Linked DNA regions of Homo sapiens: region 2 is linked to region 1. Evidence: read pairs that join two places in POLR2A ChIA-PET (ENCODE). Cell type or tissue: IMR-90. All regions are shown on one strand. Links, peaks and the distances in the headings refer to the core of each region. The heading gives the core; the rest is flanking DNA.

Region 1 (10,097 bases), core at 1,344-9,343:
AATACAGCACGGAAAGGGGAAAAAATAGTAACTTTACAGTGGAGAAACCAGACAAACACTCTCTGAGTCAGAAGATCAAGCTGACATCCACAGTTAAAAGTCATAAGAGTTTACATCCCTGGTATGTGATAAGAATGCACTTTACCTCTGATCTCCCTCTCAAAAACCCATAAGCCCAATTTAATCATGAGAAAAACTAAGAAAATCTGAATAAAATGTGGACTTGAGTTAATAGTTATATATCAATATTGGTTCATTGAATGTGACAAATGTGCCATATTAATGCAAGATGTTAGTAGGAGAATTAGTAGGAAATTCAGTGTGGGGTATATGGGAACTCTCTGTACTGCCTTCACAATTTCTGTAAATCTAAAACTATCCTAGCCAGGTACAATGGTGTGCACCTGTAGTCCCAGCTACTCGGGAGGCTGAGGTGGAGAATCACTTGAGTCCAGCCTGGGCAACATAACAAGACCCTGTCCCTTTAAAAAAAATAAAATAAAATAAAAATTATTCTAAAATAAAACATCTATTAAAGAAAATGAGGGTGACTATCTATATACATTATATACATTTCCATAGAAAACAGCTGTGCAAACTAGGCACAAAAGCAGATACAACATTCTACCTGGTTCTAGACTTTATCTGTACATATGGTACAACTAAGCTATTTTGATTTTTCCACTTCAAATATTTGATATTAAGCTATCCTTACGTCAAGACAAAACCCACTCTACTATGATGAAAGGTACATTGCTATGGAGGACAGGTATAAAGGAAACACAATTAGCCTGGACAATAAATGAACACTTACAGTAGCAGTTCTCTGCTCATCAAACTTTGAAAGTTTCTGAAGTTCTCTATAAACTGTTCCAAGTGGTGCATATTCCAGAATTAGGTAGACTCTGGTAGCATCATGGAAATAACCATACAGTCTAAGAATATTAGGATGCCTGCAACAAAGGATAAACATTCTAACACTTGGTTTGGAGCTCACAGAAGACTATGTACAAAATGTCAAACAAACTCTTCATGTAAAACCAGTGGTGTTTCACATGAAACCACACTCCAAACCCCACTTTAGAATCTGAAACTATAAACCCACTCCAAGAAAAATACATACACCCACATATCATTTTAAAAGCACTTCACAGTATTAATGGACCTCTGGTTTAGTTAAGACTATTTCCTTCCTTTAGGCACCTTTATTCTTAGGAGGAAAATTCAGCTGAATATTAATTATCTACATATTAAAAAAAGGACATGGCCGGGCACAGTGGCTCACGCCTGTAATCCCAGCACTTTGGGAGGCCGAGGCGGGAGGATCGCGAGGTCAGGAGTTCAAGACCAGCCTGGCCAACATGGTGAAACCTCGTCTCTACTAAAAATACAAAAATTAGCTAGGCTTGTTGGTGCATGCCTGCAATCCTAGCTACTCAGGAGGCTGAGGCAGGAGAATCGCTTTAACCTGGGAGGCAGAGGTTGCAGTGAGCTGAGATTGCGCCACTGCACTCCAGTCTGGGCAACAGAGCGAGACTCCATCTCAAAAAAAAAAAGGAAAAAAAAAAAGGACATGGCATTGCCACAGTAGTTTGACACCCAGACACTGTGACAGATAAAAGCAGTGATCAGTAATGGCAGTAGATGGGTGCTGAGCAGACTGGGCAGGTGCAGACTGTGGCCAGCGGGAAGCAGGCAATGGGAAGCACAGCCCATGTGAGATGCCTGCCCCTCCCAGCCCCAGCCAGGTGTTGCCAGGCAGAGACACACCAGGCCTGATGTGGCCAGACTTGAAGTATTAGCATCTGATTCAAATTTGAAAAACACTGAAAGAAAAAAAGGAAAAACAAAAACCCACCAGCCGTAGTCAACCTGCAGGTAGCTGCTCGCAATTCCTGCATACCTCAGAATAAGGGGTGCCATTCCCCTTCACTGTCCACCAGAAAGACTTGCCCATATAAACTATTCTATTAACAAAACATTAAATCCTCAAGTGATTTTTCCAGGATCAGAGCACTTAAGTGCTCTTTGAAAGATGACAAATTTAATCATTTTTTGTGGTACTATGAAAAGCAGGCCCTCTAAAAAATAAATTTATACTTAAAAAAAAAAAAAGGAATACAATTTTATTTTAACATGCAGAGCATGGGAGAATCACAGGAGAATGCTTATAACCCAGTGCAGTACAGAAGCTTATCTAATCTTTTTCATAGGGGAGGGGGAGGTGAGGAACGGGGCCATGCATTTGAAGGCAGTGCCTCGTAAGAGGGAGTGAAGGGACCTGGGCAGTGGGAGGCTGACATTACAGGAGGGGGAGGGGTGCAGCATTGGTGAACATTCTTTTGAACATGAACCTGAAAACTCACCGAAGGTGGGACTGTATTTCTACTTCTCTTCTGAGCTGATGCTCCACTCCGGCTTTCTCCAGCTGAGCTTTAAATAACACTTTAAGAGCCAGAATAAACTTGCTTTGCTTTTCTCTTGCCAAATAAACATTACCAAACTTTCCTTTACCCAGAGGGCGACCAATTTCAAAGTCTTCCAAAGCCCACTGCCTCCTAGGAGGAATTTGAACACTTTAGAATGTGAAGAAAACAAAGCTTTTCTAACAAATTTTCAATGAGTAGCAGACACATTCTACAAATAATTTCGTATTCCAACTTCACTCAATATGCATCCTCAGCAAGAACCAAGGCAATAACCACTATCAAAGAGCTGCCACGACATGAAACCCTGACGTCCCTAGCTGCCGTCAGGTGTGAGAGTCAGTGACAAGGAGCAGTCTCGGGTTTTAGACCTGAAGCACTCTATGGGAAATGTCCCAAGCCCGTACTATGCTCAGAGGAACAGGGCCATGACAACGCTGAAGACCACAAAAAGGATAAGTGACCAGAGAGGGAGGAATGCTTCCAGACCATCTGGGGGCATGTTTCAAACTAACCCCAGCTGCTCCCTCCAGTCCCAGAGGTGCTAATTCTCTCTGGGTGGAGAACCACTCTGGTGGTGGAGACAGAGCCACTGTTACTAATGGAAGCGGGATGGAGCCCACAGGCTAGCTGGGGCATGAGAACCAGTGGATTTAGACTCTTAGCCTCTGTTAGACCGCTAAAAGCAAAAGAGTCTGTGGGTTCATTCCTCGCTCCTCCCGGTACATTCTAGAGTCCAGATAGTTCAGAGACTGAGAGGAGGCTTTTAGAAAAGCCCTGGGGAAGACATTACAGCCAACCTTTACAATAAAGAACTAAAACTATAATACTGTCAAAACCCTCAGTCATATATGAGTATATAGTTCTGCAACATATTCTATTTTTTAAAAACTTGCACTTTTGTACAATAAAAAAGTACAGACGCATAAACCATATGTAGTGGTTATTTCTAAGGACAGAGAGGAACTTCCACACATTTCTATAAAAGATTCATACAAGCTTTTTCTAAATTTGAAAGCCATTTTTTAAAGCACTTGAGTTCCTAGTAAAATACCTCATTACACAAAATTCCATTTTTTTTAAGATTGGAAATCTGGAAACATTTATATCCTCTAAATGCAAATAAAGGCCTCATTTTTTTCCCCAGAGTTCCCACAACGAAATTTGCAACGAAATAATATATTCTAGTAGAACAGTACAGAACTTTGTAAATAAGAAAGCTTACTTTTTTGATTCTTCATTTTTCTGTTTTGATGCCAGTTCCTCCTCAGGATTATTTTCTATATGGAATAAGTTAAAAACCTGTTTTTAGAATAACTATATAGGATAAGCTAAGCTGTGAATAGAGGTGAATCAAAGAATTGGTCACCAAAATATTAATGGTATGTCAAGAATGATAAATCTGTTTTTTTTTTTTAAAGTTTTCCTTATAGAAAAAAAGGACTACTACACCCTGACTTCCATCATGTGAAGCCTTTATAGAATTTCTAAAGATGAGCAGACGTATATATAGACAGGCCCTTCTCTGATAAATTAAAGGCAGACTATGCAGGCTCTTCTGAAGCCTCAGTTTCCAAAGAAGAGCTTTTGTGGCAGAAGTACCAATCTTCCCATGCATGACGAGCTGCCAACTCGTCACCTTTTTCCCCTTACTAGGTGGGCCAGCCAACAGTCCATACCCTACATACGAATTATCACCAACATGTAGCAAAACATAAGCCAGCCACCCTCCATTTATATTAGCTGCCAAGGGGAAATATAAAAATAAAAGCCACCAATTCAGCAAAATGCACAATGAACAGTTGTGCAGCAGAGGACTGGGGTAACTATTTCATCAGCCACAAGGACATATGAAACATTTCCACTGGTCTGTCTCCAACATAGCAAACTCGAACAGCACACAATGCTCTGCTCAGATATCTGGATGCTGGTCCAAACTCTTCCTCCAGATGCCCCTGTCACATGTGCACCCCTCAACCCCCAGGACACTCACTCAATTAATATCAATCTAATCACCATCCCTAACTCCTCTTTATTCATCTTTCAGGTACAATTTATTGCCCAGTTCTAATGAGTCTGCATCGTAAATGAGCTCTCAAATTTGTGTGCACCTCTCCATCCTGGCTTGTCTTTGGATAAGTTAACTGCTTCTGAGTCTTAGCTTCCTCCTCTGTAAAACTGAGTTAATAACTGGCTACCTTCATGAAGTGGTTACGAAGATTGAAAGAGATGACGTGGATGAAGCACGCACTTATCTCAGAGCCTGCAGGGAATGAGCACTCAACAGTTGGTAAATAATTGCATCCACTCTGCTCCACACAGAGCAGGTTATTGCCATCTCTGACCTCAACCTCCTTCCTGTCTGGTACTCCTAAATCCAGCGTTCTACTCCAATTTATTCAGTACTTCCACAGTAAATTTTTTTTTTTTTTTTGAGATAGAATTTTGCTCTTGTTGCCCAGGCTAGAATGCAATGGCACAATCTCGGCTCACCACAACCTCCACCTCCTGGGTTCAAGCCATTCTCCTGCCTCAGCCTCCTGAGTAGCTGGGATTACAGGCGTGCACCACCACGCCTGGCTAATTTTGTATTTTTAGTAGAGACAGGGTTTCTCCATGTTGGTCAGACTGGTCTCCAACTCCTGACCTCAGGTGATCCACCTGCCTCGGTCTCCCAAAGCGCTGGGATTACAGGCGTGAGCCACTGCGCCTGGCCTTCCACAGTAAACTTTCTAAAAGGCAGAGTTCCCTTCTGAGTTCAAAAAAGCTTCAGTAGCTTCCAAATGCCCTAGAGATGAGGCCCCATTCCTTAACATGGCCAGCAATGCCCATGGTGACCTCACCGCAGCCTGCCTCAGTTCACCCACTTCTCTGGATTTCCCCCACACTTTAGATCTCAGTCCCTTCAAGTCACTTACTGCAAGCACCCTACATCCAGACTCAGTAACAAGCAATCAAAAGGACACCAATTTATGCTGTGTCCTCCCTGGGTGCCCAACTCTTCCAAGAGGGTGAGAATCAGGTCTGTATTTTTAGCATAGGTCTGGCCCATGGGCAGACACTGTTACTTCAACCCAGACACCATATTTTCTCCCCATCCTCAACAGATATAAAAGCTAAGGCTCCAAACAATAAGTGCAAGTATATACACTGGCTTTTTTAGCAACGACGACAAAGAAGGACTATCCAATGAGTCTCAAAAGCTAGTTTACCAGGTGCCGATGGCAGGGGCTGCTTGCTCTTTTGGGTGTTATTCAGTGGCCTGGAGACAGGATGAGGTACACTGGTTGCCTGCAATTGCTTCTGCTTCTGATTCTGAACCGGCTTGTGACTGGAGACAAGCTTTTGTGCTTGCAAAGGAATGCGCTGGGAAGAATTTGAAGGACACAAGACCCGCTGAGCCTGGCCACTATTTACAGGTAATGGATTCTGACAAGGAAATTGCTGAGTCACGAGAACACGTTTTGGACCTCCAACTGGAGCTGTAGCCTAGAATGGAAGAGAAAATAAACTTTCTGGCATTCATGAAAGCAAAAGATGAATATATTGAGAATTTCACAAAGTTTGTTCTCTAGTATAGCAAAATAATGAATGTCACTGATAAGAGATGGAAGGTGAAAAGGTATTTTAATCAGTACCTCCAGAGGATAGTTAGTATGTGGCTAAGAATACCTGAATGATACCTTCTATCCCCTCCAATTCCTCACCCCTAAAAATCATGCTTTATTAACAAATATCCATTAATGAAGGAGACACTTTCTAAAATTTCTCAATAATTTGGAAATAGACACTACATTGCTATTTGGCAAAAAGCTATGATACAAAAACTTTATGCCAAAATCTCAGTTCCATTGAAATTTCTTTGATAATATACGTTTAAGAAAAAGACCAAAAAAAAATACGTCAAAACGTTCAACAGTGGTATTATCTTCATGAAGTTTTAGAAGAGTCTAAGTTTTCATATATCGAAGATTTTCCACAATAAGCTTATTACTGTACTATTGATTAACCAATGTTTCATTTTCCAAGTATTGACAAAATGGAATTGAGCAAAAAACTGACAAAGAGGAAACAAATGTAGACACTTCACAAAGTTACTACTAAAATGTATTATTATTATTATTTTTGAGATGGAGTCTTGCTCTGTCACCCAGACTGGAGTGCAGTGGCATGATCTCGGCTCACTGCAACCTCTGCCTCCCAGGTTCAAGCAATTCTCTGCCTCAGCCTCCCAAGCAGCTGGGACGACAGGCGCCTGCCACCACGCCTGGCTAATTTTTTGTATTTTTAGTAGAAACAGGGTTTCACCATCTTGGCCAGGCCGGTCTTGAACTCCTGACCTTGTGATCCACTCTCCTTGGTCTCCCAAAGTGCTGGGATTACAGGCGTGAGCCACCGCGCCCAGCCTTGAAATGTATTATTTATACGCCTGTAAGTACTGTATTACAACCTTAAATTGTTAAGTTAACTCTAACACCCTCAGCTAATCAAACTAAAAGGGGTAGGAGGGATGAGATTTCCTTCAGCTTCAACAGCTCATTGTAAGTGAGGGACAAGTGCTAGAAATGAAAGCCTCAAAGTCCATCCCCAGCTCAACGGTATGAGTGCTCTACAAAGAGAGGGTGTTAAGACTTCCAAATACAAAGTCAGTTACTCCTGAAATTAGCACACTGTCCACAACGCAGCAGGCATTCAGACAAAGACAAATAAAAAGAAACATTTTAAATATAGAGCAATTTTTTAAATGGCCGTTATCATAGGAACTTAGAATCAAATACAGTAATTCAAGGTAGCCTTTTTCTAATTATTTTATATTTATGGCCAATTTTAAAAGTTTTGAACTCCTGCCAGATGCATTATTACTATTATCCTGCATACAGTGGAGGGATATAGAAACTTAAGCAGCCGATTATAAGACAAAGCAGAACAAAAAAGCTACTCTAAGAAGCAGCAAAATGTTACTGAACACGAGAAAAGTGACTAATTCATATCCAGGATCACAGTAAGGGATCTAAATTTAAATCCAAAGTAAAGGCGGAAAGAATTCCCGACAAGACCAACCTCCATGTGGGTTTATAAATGTGAATGAGATTACAGATTATTCAATTTACCTTAACAGGTCCTGAAATGCAGTTTTCTTTAGATCGGTCCATGATGCCTGAAAAGAAAAAGAAGAACCTTTAATTTGAACAAAGCCACCTGCTTAAAGTGCTGTTGCTCGATAGGCAGCGTTACAGTTCCCCAATCAAAAGGCCTCCACAACACACCGGATTTTACATGTTTTGTCCAAATGAAGCTAATGAGGGAGGGACAGGCATGTGCTTTCCCTGCAAGGCCAACCTCCCCTTGGGCACTGCGTCCCATCCTCTGTCACGGAGTCTTCACTCCTGATGGTCTTGCTGCTCCATCATCTCTCCTCTAATGGATCACTTCCATCCCTGTGCAGCCTACTGGCATACCTGCTACCTTAAAAAAGTCCTCTTTAGGCCGGGCATGGTGGCTTACACCTGTAATCCCAGCATTTTGGGAGGCCGAGGTGGGCGGATCACCTGAGGTCAAGAGTTCGAGACCAGCCTGGCCAACATGGTGAAACCCCGTCTCTACTAAAAATACAAAACTTAGCTGAGCGTGGTGGCAGTCACCTGTAATCCCAGCTACTCGGGAGGCTGAGGCAGGAGAATCACTTAAACCCAGGAAGCAGAGGTTGCAGTGAGCTGAGATCACACCATTGCACTCCAGCCTATGGGAAAAGAGCGAGACTTCGTCTCAAAACAATAAAATAAAATAAAAGTCCTCTTTATTCTATTATCGTTGCTAACAATGACCCCCTCCTCTCCAACAGCAAAGCTCCAGAAGAACCGTCCACACTTGCCACCTCTACTGCTCCTCTCCCCTCCCCTGAGCCCATCCCCACCTGGCTTTTTTGTCTCCACCACATTGTCAGGCTCATGGCTGACACCTACTGCTGCCAAACCCAAGGGTCAATTCCACCTTCCCCGTACTTGCATCCTCAGCAGAATCTGACAAGGTTGATCACATCTTACACTTTTTTCTTCACTTCACTTCCAGGTTTATCTACCACCTAGTCGTCCTGTCTTTCCCTCCTTGCTGGGTCAGTCTCATTTTTGCCAGATCAAGGGTCTGGGGTGACTCAAGAACGAGTCCCTGGACCCTCCACTTCTCCATCTACACCTTCACCAGGGATCCATATCACCCAGTGCCTCAGCTCTAAATGCCTTCATGAGGACCACTCAAAGTGCGTCTTCTGCCCTAGTCTCTCCTTGGACTGTCAGACTTGGATATCCAAGGATTTGCCCAGGATCTCCCAAAAATGTCTGCCAGGCACCTCAATCCTAACATATCCAAAACTGAACCTCTTCCCTTCTCCACTTCTCACCTCCCTGTTCATGGGTGTGCCCTGAGCTCAGGCCTAGAATGACTTCTCCATCTCCAATTACTCCCTAGCCGAGTACATCCAGTCTCTTTGCTTTCAGTACCATCTACAGGCTGAGGACTCCCAAATATTCATTCTTCAGCCCAGACCTCTCCCCTGAACTCTTGATCTACATTTTCTACTTTCTATGCAACATCTGCACCTGATTATCTGAGCGGCATCTCCATTCTAACATGTCCCAAACAGAAGTCCTAATCTCTCCCCACTCTCACCTCCCCAAATCTAGTCTCTAGACATCCTCATCTCAGTGCATGGCAAACCCATCCTGTCAGTTGCTCAGGCCAAAAGCCTTGGCATAATAACCCTTTACGAGGTTCTCTCTCGCAAACCCTTCATTTAATCCACCAGCATATTCTGTAGGCTCTGCCTTCAAGATCACTGCTCACCACCTCTACTACTACCACCTGGTCAAACCATTATTCTCTCTCCCTTGAGTTTTTTCCAACAGCCTCCCAATGGCCTCCCCACTTCCACCCTTACCCTGTCATGGTCCATTCTTAACACTGAGGCCGGCAATCTCATTAACAAATCAGATGTGTTGATCCTCAGTTCAGAAGACCCCCATGGCTCCCAACTCAATCAAAACAATGCAAACTCCTAACCTGCATAGACAGGCCTATTGAAGTCTCACAGAACATGGACCCTAACTACCTCTCTGACTTCATCTCCTCTTCTTGTCAACCGTGTACCAGCCACACAAGGCTTTCTTTCTGCAAATAAGTCCCCTGCCATAAGCATTTGCACTTCTTGCTCCCTTTATTACGCTTTTCCCCCAGGTGTGTAGTTCAGTCTTTCATTTCACTGAGGTTTCTTTTTTTTTTTTTTTGAGATAGAGTTTGCTCTTGTTGCCCAGGCTGGAGTGCAATGGCGCAATCTCGGCTCACCCGCAACCTCCACCTCCTGGGTTCAAGCAATTCTCCTGCCTCAGCCTCCAGAGTAGCTGGGATTACAGACATGCACCACCACGCCCAGCTGATTTTGTATTTTTAGTAGAGACAGGGTTTCTCTATGTTGGTAGGGCTGGTCTGGAACTCCCGACCTCAGGTGATCCACCCACCTCGGCCTCCGAAAATGCTGGGATTACGGGCATGAGCCACCGCGCCCGGCCTTCACTGAAGTTTCTTATCAAATATCCCCGCACTCTGGCCTGGGCAATGGAGTGAGACCCTGTCTCAAAAAAAAAAATTAAGATTACCATTTTACAATTAAGCAAATAA
Region 2 (10,097 bases), core at 1,232-9,231, 54 kb after region 1:
AGACATGAGCCACTGTGCCCGGTCCCACAATTTATTTTTAAGTGGGAAAAAAAAGCAGATTATAAAATTGTGTGTTTCATATTATGCCATTAGATTTTAAAACTTTAATGATGACTCTAGGTGTGTATGTGAACAACTATGCAAAAGAAAAGATCTGGAAACACAAAAACCGAAGGATTAACAGCAGTTACCTGTGGTGGCAGCACTGCAGGCATTTTAATTTTCTTCTGTTTGCTTATTATTATTTTTACTTTTTCTTTAATGAACTTTTATTACTTTTGTAGAAAGAACAAAATGTTTTATTTTCAAAAATTGTTCATGATCTCCTGGGATCTCAGCTGTATTAGATTTTGTGGGGGATGTTCAATGTCTTTCTGGGTGCGTGAAGGATCTGATTCTTCTTACGCTTTTTAGATAGACTTGTAGTAGTGTTTCCCCTAATCCACACAGACCTGCTTGTCTGGTTAAGATGGTATTTTTCAGCATTGGTCTTCCAATTCCATTTTTGTAACAGAATAGAGATATTAGGCAAGAAGCACAATAATTTTCAACAAACATAATGGAAGAGTTGGTCACTTTTGCTTTATTTATGAAAGTATGAACAAAGGTTAATGAGTTTAAAAGGTGTAATTAAATTTATTTAGAAAAATAAAAAACAACTGGAAGGATAAATACCAAAAATGGTGTGAATTGGTATCTTTTAGTGGTGGGATTATGGGTAATTTTCACTTCCTTCTTTTATTTCTCTCTTTTTCTGTAATGAACATGTATTGATATAAAAAGATTGGGAAAGGTGATTACTTTAAAACCTAAAGAAACAAGTTGCCTTCATGTAATTACAGTGGAAAGTTCAAATAAGAAGGGGGCTCGGCCATCACTGCCGTGGTAACAAGGCGACTTTTTTTAGAACTGTGTGGCTAACTGAAAGAGCATGGGTTGGAGAATTAGGAGACTGGGTTTGATCCTGGCTTTGTGACCGCAGGCAAGTCACTAACCCCCTAAGTCTTTTGTCATTCACTAGTTTTTCTTTTTTCTTTTGTTTTGTTTTTGAGACAGAGTCTCCCTCTGTTGCCCAGGCTGGAGTGCAGTGGCATGATCTCGGCTCATTGCAACCTCCGCCTCCAGGGTTCAAGCGACTTTCCTGACTCAGTCTCCCGAGTAGCTGGGACTACAGGCATGCGCTACTCTGCCCAGCTAATTTTTTTTATTTTTATTAGAGACAGGGTTTCACCATGTTGGCCAGGCTGGTCTTGAACTCCCGGCCTCAAGTGATCTGCCCTCCTCGGCCCCCCAAAGTGCTGGGATTACAGGCGTGAAACACTGCGCCCAGCCTCTTGTCATTCACTTATTAATGAACATTTACTGAGCATACTCTATGTACCTGGGTCTGGGCCTGACACTGGGGACAGAATAGCCAAGTGAGGTGTGGGCCCAGCAGTCACAGAACTGCCAATCCAATTCAGAAGGAAAATAGCAAAAACCAGACAAAAAGCAATCTAATAGTAATAACAGTCACAGCTGCCTGTACCAAGTACTTACTAAATGTCAGGCACCTGTACATGACAGAGAGAGAGATACCCATATGTATACACAATATATAATGGATTGCTATATATATGTGTGTGTGTGTGTGTGTGTGTGTATATATATATATGTATATATATATATATAGGATATATGTTGGGTACATATATATATCAACCCGTCATATATAGTGTGTGTGTGTATATATACATATATATAAATATCTCAACCCATTTAATTCTCACAATAACCCCATGAGGTAGGTATTACTATTATTACCATTTTACAGATGAGGAAACTGAGGCTCTAATAGGGTAGCTAATTTGCTTAAAGGTACACAGGTACGAATTTCTACCCCACTATGTGCGCTATGCTGCACTGAACTACATAACTACAAGGGTCATAATTTCCACAAATTAAAACAGGGCCATGACCCAGGAGTTGGAAACCAGCCTGGGCAATGGCAAAACCCCTTCTCTACAAAAATACAAAATTTAGCCCGGGGTGGCGGCACGCATGTGTAGTCCCAGCTACTTGGGAGGCTGGGGTGGGAGGACTGCCTGAGCCCGGGAGGTCGAGGCTGCAGTGAGCCAAGATTTCACCGCTGCACTCCAGCCTGGGCAACAGAGTGAGACCCTGTCTCAAAACCAAAAACAAACAGGGCCATGAAAGCATATTAGGACCATCCGACCTCGTCTCAGGATACAGGTAAGTCTGCCCTGAGGATGTGACATTTCACTTAGACCCCAAGGATGTGAAGGAACAAATCAAAGAGCAGGGACAAGAGCCTCTGGGGTGGAAGAAATGAAATGAAAGGGCATGATGAATTTGTATGAAGCTTTCTAAGAGAGTGGGATTGGAGTAGCAGTCACTGGCCACGGTGCTAACTGCAAATTCTCTTCTCCCCTCTCCACCCACAGGCACTCCTGGCCAGGGCACTTTATGACAACTGCCCTGACTGCTCTGACGAGCTGGCTTTCAGCAGAGGGGACATCCTGACCATTCTGGAGCAACACGTGCCAGAAAGCGAGGGTTGGTGGAAGTGTTTGCTCCATGGGAGGCAAGGCCTGGCCCCTGCCAACCGCCTCCAAATCCTCACGGAGGTCGCTGCAGACAGGCCGTGCCCCCCATTCCTGAGAGGCCTGGAAGAAGCTCCTGCCAGCTCAGAGGAGACCTATCAGGTGCCCACTCTACCCCGCCCTCCCACTCCAGGCCCCGTTTATGAGCAGATGAGGAGTTGGGCGGAGGGGCCCCAGCCCCCTACTGCCCAAGTCTATGAATTCCCCGACCCTCCCACCAGTGCCAGAATCATCTGTGAAAAGACTCTCAGCTTTCCAAAACAGGTACGCATACTTCCACCTACTAGACATGGGTTGAGGGGTATGGAAACACCCAGAGGCCTAACTACCTCTTGAGGCATGGGTGTCCTTCAGATCAAACACGCAAAACGGGAGCCCAGATTGCTGGCAATCACGCTCGGGGAGCTTGTGTGCCAGGTTGGGATGGAGAACTCAGCGGCCTCCACCCCCTTGTCGTTGACACCCTTGGCGCCACTGTGATTCCCCAGCTCTCCAAGGCTGGGCACACTCTGTGGGAAATGGAATGCTTAGCTGAGCTGTGTGGGAAGGCACTGAGGATGTTCGTGGCACCCTTTTCACAGGATGAAGGATCACCAGGACTGCCAGTGACAAATGGGAGGGTGGGGTTTCCATGGGTTCAGAGGCAAGAAGTTACACATCGCATTTAAAATGTATATTCCAGGCTGGGCATGGTGGCTTACACCTATCTATATTCCCAGTACTCTGGGGGGACGAGACAGGAGGATCATTTGAACTCAGAGTTCGGGACCAGCCTGGGCAACATAGTGAGACCCTGTCTCTACCAAAATTTAAAAATTAGCCAGCATAGTAGCACACATGTGTAGTCCCAACTACTTAGTGGGAGGCTGAGGCAGGAGGATCGGTTGAGCCCAGGAAGTCGAGGCTGCAGTGACCTATGATTGTGCCACTGCACTCCAGCCTCGGTGGCAGTGAGAACCTGTTTTCAAAAAAAAAAAAAAGTATATCCCCTTCAATGCAGAAATTTTATTTCTAGAACTGCTATGGAAATATACAAGCAGGCAAATATATGTCTGGATGAGGAGGCTGTAGCCATTATGGCATAGAAAACTCAAAGAGGCCTAAATGTTTATTAACAGTGGATTGGTTATACATATCTTGGCATATCACCACAACAAGCTGCTGTGCAGTTGTTTAAAAAAAGAATGAGGCATTTATAAGAGGGAAGAAAGATCTATTTAAACAAAAACCAAACAGATATAAACTCAAAAAAGAGGCAGGGCGCAATGGCTCATTCCTGTAATCCCAGCACTTTGGGAGGCGGAGGCGGGCAGATCACAAGGTCAGGAGTTCGAGACCAGCCTGGCCAACATAGTGAAACTCCGTCTCTATTAAAATACAAAAAATTAGCTGGGCATGGTGGCAGGCACCTGTAATTCCAGCTACTCGGGAGACTGAGGCAGGAGAATCACTTGAACCTGGGAGGGGAAGGTTGCAGTGAGCTGAGATCGCACCATTGCTCCCCAGCCTGGACGCCAAGAGTGAAACTCCATCTCAAAAATAAACAAACAAACAAAAAACTCTAAAAAGGAATTCTGTATGTGAGTGTGTATGTGCATGTGTGCTCTCACACTGAGACTGAGAAGAACATGCTCCAGGCATAGTTACCCCAAGGAAGGGGAACTGGTTAAAGAGAAAGGGAGCAGTAAGCTGGGGCCTTTATTTTATTCATTCCTGTGTCCTCAGCACGTGGGACCAGGCCTGGCCTGGGGTAGGTGCTCAATACATATCTGACAAACAAACAAATTAGGAAGTTGATTTTTATGTCATATTGAACATGTATGACATCTGTAACTTTTTAAAATATCAATTATTTTGTTTTTTTGAGACTGGGTCTCGCTCTGTCTCCCAGGCTGGAATGCAGTGGTGCAATCACTGTTCACTGCAGCCTCAAACTCATGGCCTCCAGCAATCCTCCTGCTTCAGCCTCCCAAAGTGCTGGGATTACAGGTGTGAGCCACCATGCCTGGCCTAAAGTATCAATTTTTAAAAACAGAGGAAAAAGAGCATTCATTAAATGTAGAATGGGCTAGGCTTGGTGGCTCATTCCTGTAATCCCAGCAGTTTGGGAGGCCAAGGCAGGAGGATTGCTTGAGCCCAGGAGTTTGAGACTAGCCTGGGCAACATAGTGAGACCTCATCTTTACTAATAATAATAAAAAATAATTAGGCAGGCGTGGTGGCAGGCACCTATAGTCCCAGCTACTCAGGAGGCTGTGGAAGGAGGACCCTTTGAGCCCAGGAGATTGAAGCTGCAGAGAGCTATTATTACTACGGCGCCCCTGCACTCCAGCCTGGGTGACTGACCGGGACCCTGTCTTAAAAAATAATAAAACAAATGCAGAATGAAAACTTTTTTTAATAAGGAAAAGAATTAAAGTAAGGAAGGAGAAAAAGAATGCGCTATTTCCCTCAAAGCCCTGGCCTTCATGAGGTGTTGAGATGTAGAGCAGATGTGCACAGGCCTCAGTCACTGCAGGCATTTCCTGCCATCAGATGCTTTGCTTTCAGCTCCCATGACACATCCCACCCGGCCACAGCTCTGGCAGAGGGTCTTGGCAAGGTCTGTGTGCAGGGAAAGGCCAAGCTCCCTGAGGCATGTGCTGTGGGGGCCCCAGGAATGTGCTACTCACCATTCAGGCCTTCTCCACACCAGCTTCCAAGGTTGTCTTCAAACAGGAAAGTGTTGATTCCTTAGAAGATTTTGAATACTTTACATTTTCTAACTCCCTGGGCTACAAGACATAGAACCAGACAGTTGTTACATAGAACAGCTGCCAGCACAGGCACTCGCTACAAACACCAGGAGGAAGCTGGTGGCGCCTTCTGAAGCAGTCAATGAGGTGGACACTAACTCTCTTTTCTGGAACAACTGGCCCCGATCTAGGCCTGGCATGCTCAGCTGCTGTCTGAGCAGCTGACTCGGAGCAGAGCTTTGCTGAGGTTTCTTCTAAGAACAACAAGTGACATTAACTGAAGTTAACTTGAATTTCTTCCAAAGCCATGAAAAGAAAAAACAAAAAATCAATAGCAATTCCTTCCTCTCCCTGAAAGGAAAACAGATGCGCTGTCCTCTGTTGGTTGACCAGAGGACCCTCGAAGACCACTTCACAATCAGTTAAGTTTTCTGATCCACAGAAAAGGCTGGCAAGGCTGGCACCTCCTCCCTGCTCATGCCACTCAATACAATGACAGGCTCCTACAAGGTACTTAGTAAATACCTGTTGCATGAATGAAATTGACCAAACACAACACAAGGTTTCAAAAACATGGAGTCCACTATCAACTGCTAGACTGACATCCGTGTGAAAGGAAAGATGAGTTTACTATTGAAACTTAACTTTGAAAAATGATCAGGGCATTAGCAATGAGATTTGTCCTTGATGTTAAGTGCATCAACCATTTGAGGCCTTGCTTGTGCAGGCTGTGGCAAACAACAGAAACCGCAAGGAAATTCAGGGGGGGTCCCTTTAACCACTGAGCAGAGTTCTTGAGGTGGCCACAGTAAAACCCCCCAGGGGAATTTCCTGCCTTGTTTTCCTTCCTTAAGTTCCCTCCATGTCTGCCCTACCTACAAGTTTGCTCCCTTCCTTCCCTCCCTTCCTATTTATTTACTTAAAAAAAAAAATTTTTTTTTTTTTTTTTGGAGGCAGAATCTCGCTCTGTCACCCAGGCTGGAGTGCAGTGGCGTGATCTCGGCTCACTGCAACCTCTGCCTCCTGGGTTCAAGAGATTCTCCTGCCTCAGCCTCCCAAGTAGCTGGGAACACAGGCTCCCACCACCACGCCTGGCTAAATTTTTTTTGTATTTTTTAGTAGTGACAGGGTTTCGCCATGTTGGCCAGGCTGGTCTCGAACTCCTGACCTCAGGTGATCTGCCCACCTCAGCCTCCCAAAGTGCTGGGATTACAGGCGTGAGCTACTGTGCCCAGCCTATTTACTTAAACATTGTTTTAATTTATTGGCTGGGTGCGGTGGCTCACACCTGTAATCCCAGCAATTTGGGAGGCCAAGGCGGGTGGATCACCTGAGGTCAGGAGTTTGAGACCAGCCTGGCCAACATAGTGAAACCCTGTCTCTACTAAAAACACAAAAATTAGCCATGTGTGGTGGTATGCATCTGTAGTCCCAACTACTCAGAAGGCTGAGGCAGGAGAATCGCTTGAACCCGGGAAGTGGAAGTTGCAGTGAGCCGAGATCACGCCACTGCACTCCAGCTTGGGTGACAAGAGGAAAACTCCGTCTCAAAAAAATAATAATAATTTTTAATTTCTTGCCTTCTCTGTGCTTGGAGTCTCTTAGCAAGAGATGTGGTCTGTGGCTTACAACTCAGGAGTGCCATCTCATTTGGCTTCTGGGGCAGCCAATGTTGCACTGGGTGATTGGGGACCTCCCAACACCCTTTGTGTTTCTCCTTCCTCCTCTGTATAGGGAGAAGGTTGGACCCCATCTTTTCTAAAGTCACCTTCAGATGTACCTTTTGGTTTTTCTAAATACTTTCTTCTTCCTCTACTCTGAGAAGGAAGGAGCTAGAAGAACTTGAAGACCAGTTAACAATCAGTTACACATTTTCTGATCCACAGAAAAGGCAGGCGTCTCCTCCCTGCTCATGTCATCTAGCCATTAACCCTGAGGCTAAACCCGCCCAGAAAATACATTCCAAATGGAAGCGGCTGTTGGTAGACGGGGCAACTCTGAGCCACGGGTTTTGAACTGTTTTCCCATGGCAAATTCACAGGCTTGGAACACAGCCTTTGTGAGGCACTTCACGGACTCCTTTCTATATCTGTGTTGACAGTCTGCAGACTAAGAGTGGCCCCAAATTAACATCCGAGAAGGTGGAAACATGTCATTTTTCTCAAGTTGTCCTAAGAGAGGCGTCTATGTGTCAGAATCAGACATCTCTATAGCTGGGTGCGATCTCTGCATATCTTTAGATTAGAACAACTCTTCATTTTACAGATGAGGACATTAATTCCCAGGGAGGTGAAACTGCTCGTGCAGCCACACAGCTGATGAAGTACGACTTCCATCACCCCCCAAAACACAGCCCTTATTCCTTGATCTTCTTTCACCTGACTCTGTGGCTGACGCTATTCTTTCTGATGAACACTTTACTGAAATTTCACCTACAGATGCTACGTTACAGCTCTGTAACTTATATCCAGACCACGAAACAACAAAACTACCACCCCAGAAGCCTCCAGTGCCTTCTCTCTGTCACTTCCCCACTAGGGTAACCACTATCTTGAGCTTTGTTTTACTTTTTATCCCAACTTCCTTAATATAATGTGCTGGCCTAATTTAAAAAAAAAACCCACCACATCAAGAGCATATTTGATTTCAGTTTAAATTCAGAAGGGACTCTTGTATTTCAAGAGAAAAGGGTCAGATTTCCTGGTGAAACTGCTTTTGGATCCACTAGTTCCTGAACTGGAGTTTCCTTCTGTCTCCCTAAACCTTTCGAAACTGTGTTTCTCAAACATGTTCCTTAACTGATTGCCATACTGGGCCTACGTTTTCCAAGAAGCACTGGGCATTTTTGAGCTGGCTTCCTTCCATCTGAAATGTCATACACAGGAAAGTCCCTTTGCTCTGTGGAGGTGCCCTTATAGGCAAAGGGGATCCCACAGTCAGCCATCAAAATAAAATGGGCCTGAAGTCATGGGGAGGAATGGGCCTTGGGACAGCATTTGGAAAGGGTCTGCGGGGGGAGAAAGCTTGGTGTGTTTCTGGGAGGTACCACTGGCGGTACAGCCAGTGGTCCGGGACACTCACTCAAGGTCCCTGGGTGTGGCGGGTGCATAGCTTGTCAGACCGGGTAAGCAGCTTGGATTTCTGGCCTGGCGCGGTGGCTCACGCCTGTAATCCTTCCACTTTGGGAGGCTGAGGCAGGTGGATCACTTGAGGTCAGGAGTTCAAAACCAGCCTGGCCAACGTGGTACTAAAAATACAAAAAAGTAGCGGGGTGTGGTGGCGGGCACCTGTAATCCCAGCTACTCGGGAGGCTGAGGCAGGAGAATCGCTTGAACCCGGGAGGTGGAGGTTGCAGTAAGCCGAAATGGCACCACTGCACTCTAGCCTGGGTGACAGAGCGAGACTCCGTCTCCAAAAAAAAAAAGAAGCTTGGATTTCATTCAAAATGCAATGGGAAACCACTGATGGGCTTGTCCACCTAGACCAATCAGCCTGAGACCATCAGGAACAAAGTCAGGTTTACTGAGTGTAAAGAGGGAGATCACAGAGCAGAGGAACCATGAGGCAGCTCACAAACAGGAAAAGGTAGCATCGTGATGGGATGGGGAAAGGCGGGGTTTAGGTGAAGTCTAAGCGAAGCTGTGTCTTGATAGGCTCTGTGCACAACACGGCAGCGTGCAGGCTGGACGAGGGCCGCTCTCCCCTTGGGAACCACGAAGCGGAGATAGAGGGGGAGTCCTGGACCCGGAAACCCCTTGTCTGAAGCGCTACATGAGGGCCTGGGAATCAAGGCTGCTTCTCTGTCAATGACTCAGATCCCCCAGGCGAGAGTGGGATGCTTCATTCTTACTGAGAGCGCTTTGGAAAGCTGGGCTTCGAGAGCCTAGGATTTCAGGGAACCAAGTTTCTCAGGGAGTAAGAAAGCAGTCGTCACTCAACGAAGGGGGCTGTTTTGACATGTGACAGCTGCAGCGTGTCCTTGGAAGAAATGTTCATCCTGTTCGCATTGCGGCTGCTTTGTCTGCATCCGTGAGTCTAGCCAGATGAATGGCGGGGTGGATTTTTACACTGTGTGCTAATGTTTACCATCCAAGCCGTACACATCCACTCACCAAAAACAAACAGATAAATCTAGCATGTACATTCCCAGTGCTGCATCCCGGGGACACCATGATGAATAGAGGGACCCTGACCCAGTCCTCAGAAACTGCTCCTCTGCCTGCGTTCCCCTCCCTCAGCTCTGCATATTGAAACCCTAACATCCCCTGAGCCAACTTGGAAAGCCCCCTACTGAGCAACAGCTCCTTGGGACGCCAGTGGGAAGTACACTCCCCCTGTCCTGGACTCCGGAGCTTCACCCTGTCCTCTCCTCCAGGCCCTGTCTTGCTTACCAGCCTGTGCCCAGCCTATATTCAGACCTCATTTCCCTCTTAGACTTTAAGCCCGTGGTAGACAGCATCTTCTACTCTAGAAAAATGTGCGCATTCCTAGTCCCCTCCTAGAGACGTTCTAGTTCAGGAGGTCTGGGTGGGAGACTTGGCAGCTGTATTATTTTAAAGTTCCCCAGGGGACTCGGATCCCTGGCTGGGTTTGGAAGCTGCTCTGTGGCACCCAGTGTGGTACCCACCATTGAGCCAACATCATTGAGCTCTGGAGGATTAACTTGAATCTGAAGTTCCCATTCACAGACCCAGGTTCCATGGCTGAGACCATGTTTCCCAAAGTGCCTTGAGCAATAACTGGCCAGGTGCTCTCAATAA

What was found. Peaks named below come from ENCODE experiments on the same cell type or tissue, not always from the same donor. Only the 100,000 strongest peaks of a DNase experiment are listed, where the experiment ranks them.
Region 2: POLR2A ChIA-PET joins it to region 1 with 13 read pairs; 14 of 35 experiments call an interaction of 5 or more read pairs at or near these places.

Annotation. Positions count from the first base shown.
Region 1 is chr20:56,380,619-56,390,715 of GRCh38, forward strand. AURKA (aurora kinase A) reads right to left here. Exons shown (of 9, transcript NM_198437.3): 2 at 7,538-7,584; 3 at 5,639-5,915; 4 at 3,652-3,706; 5 at 2,367-2,558; 6 at 815-953. The coding sequence starts at 7,579. Among named protein-coding and RNA genes, the nearest start is that of AURKA, 6.5 kb to the right of the region's middle. RefSeq lists an enhancer at 5,468-6,667. In IMR-90, for the core only: no CTCF peak of the experiment used is centred there; no DNase peak of the experiment used is centred there.
Region 2 is chr20:56,434,720-56,444,816 of GRCh38, forward strand. It overlaps CASS4 (Cas scaffold protein family member 4), which reads left to right. Exons shown (of 6, transcript NM_020356.4): 2 at 2,445-2,867. Among named protein-coding and RNA genes, the nearest start is that of CASS4, 28 kb to the left of the region's middle. In IMR-90, for the core only: no CTCF peak of the experiment used is centred there; DNase peaks (open chromatin) are centred at 3,772, 5,212 and 9,152; H3K27ac peaks cover 7,187 bases.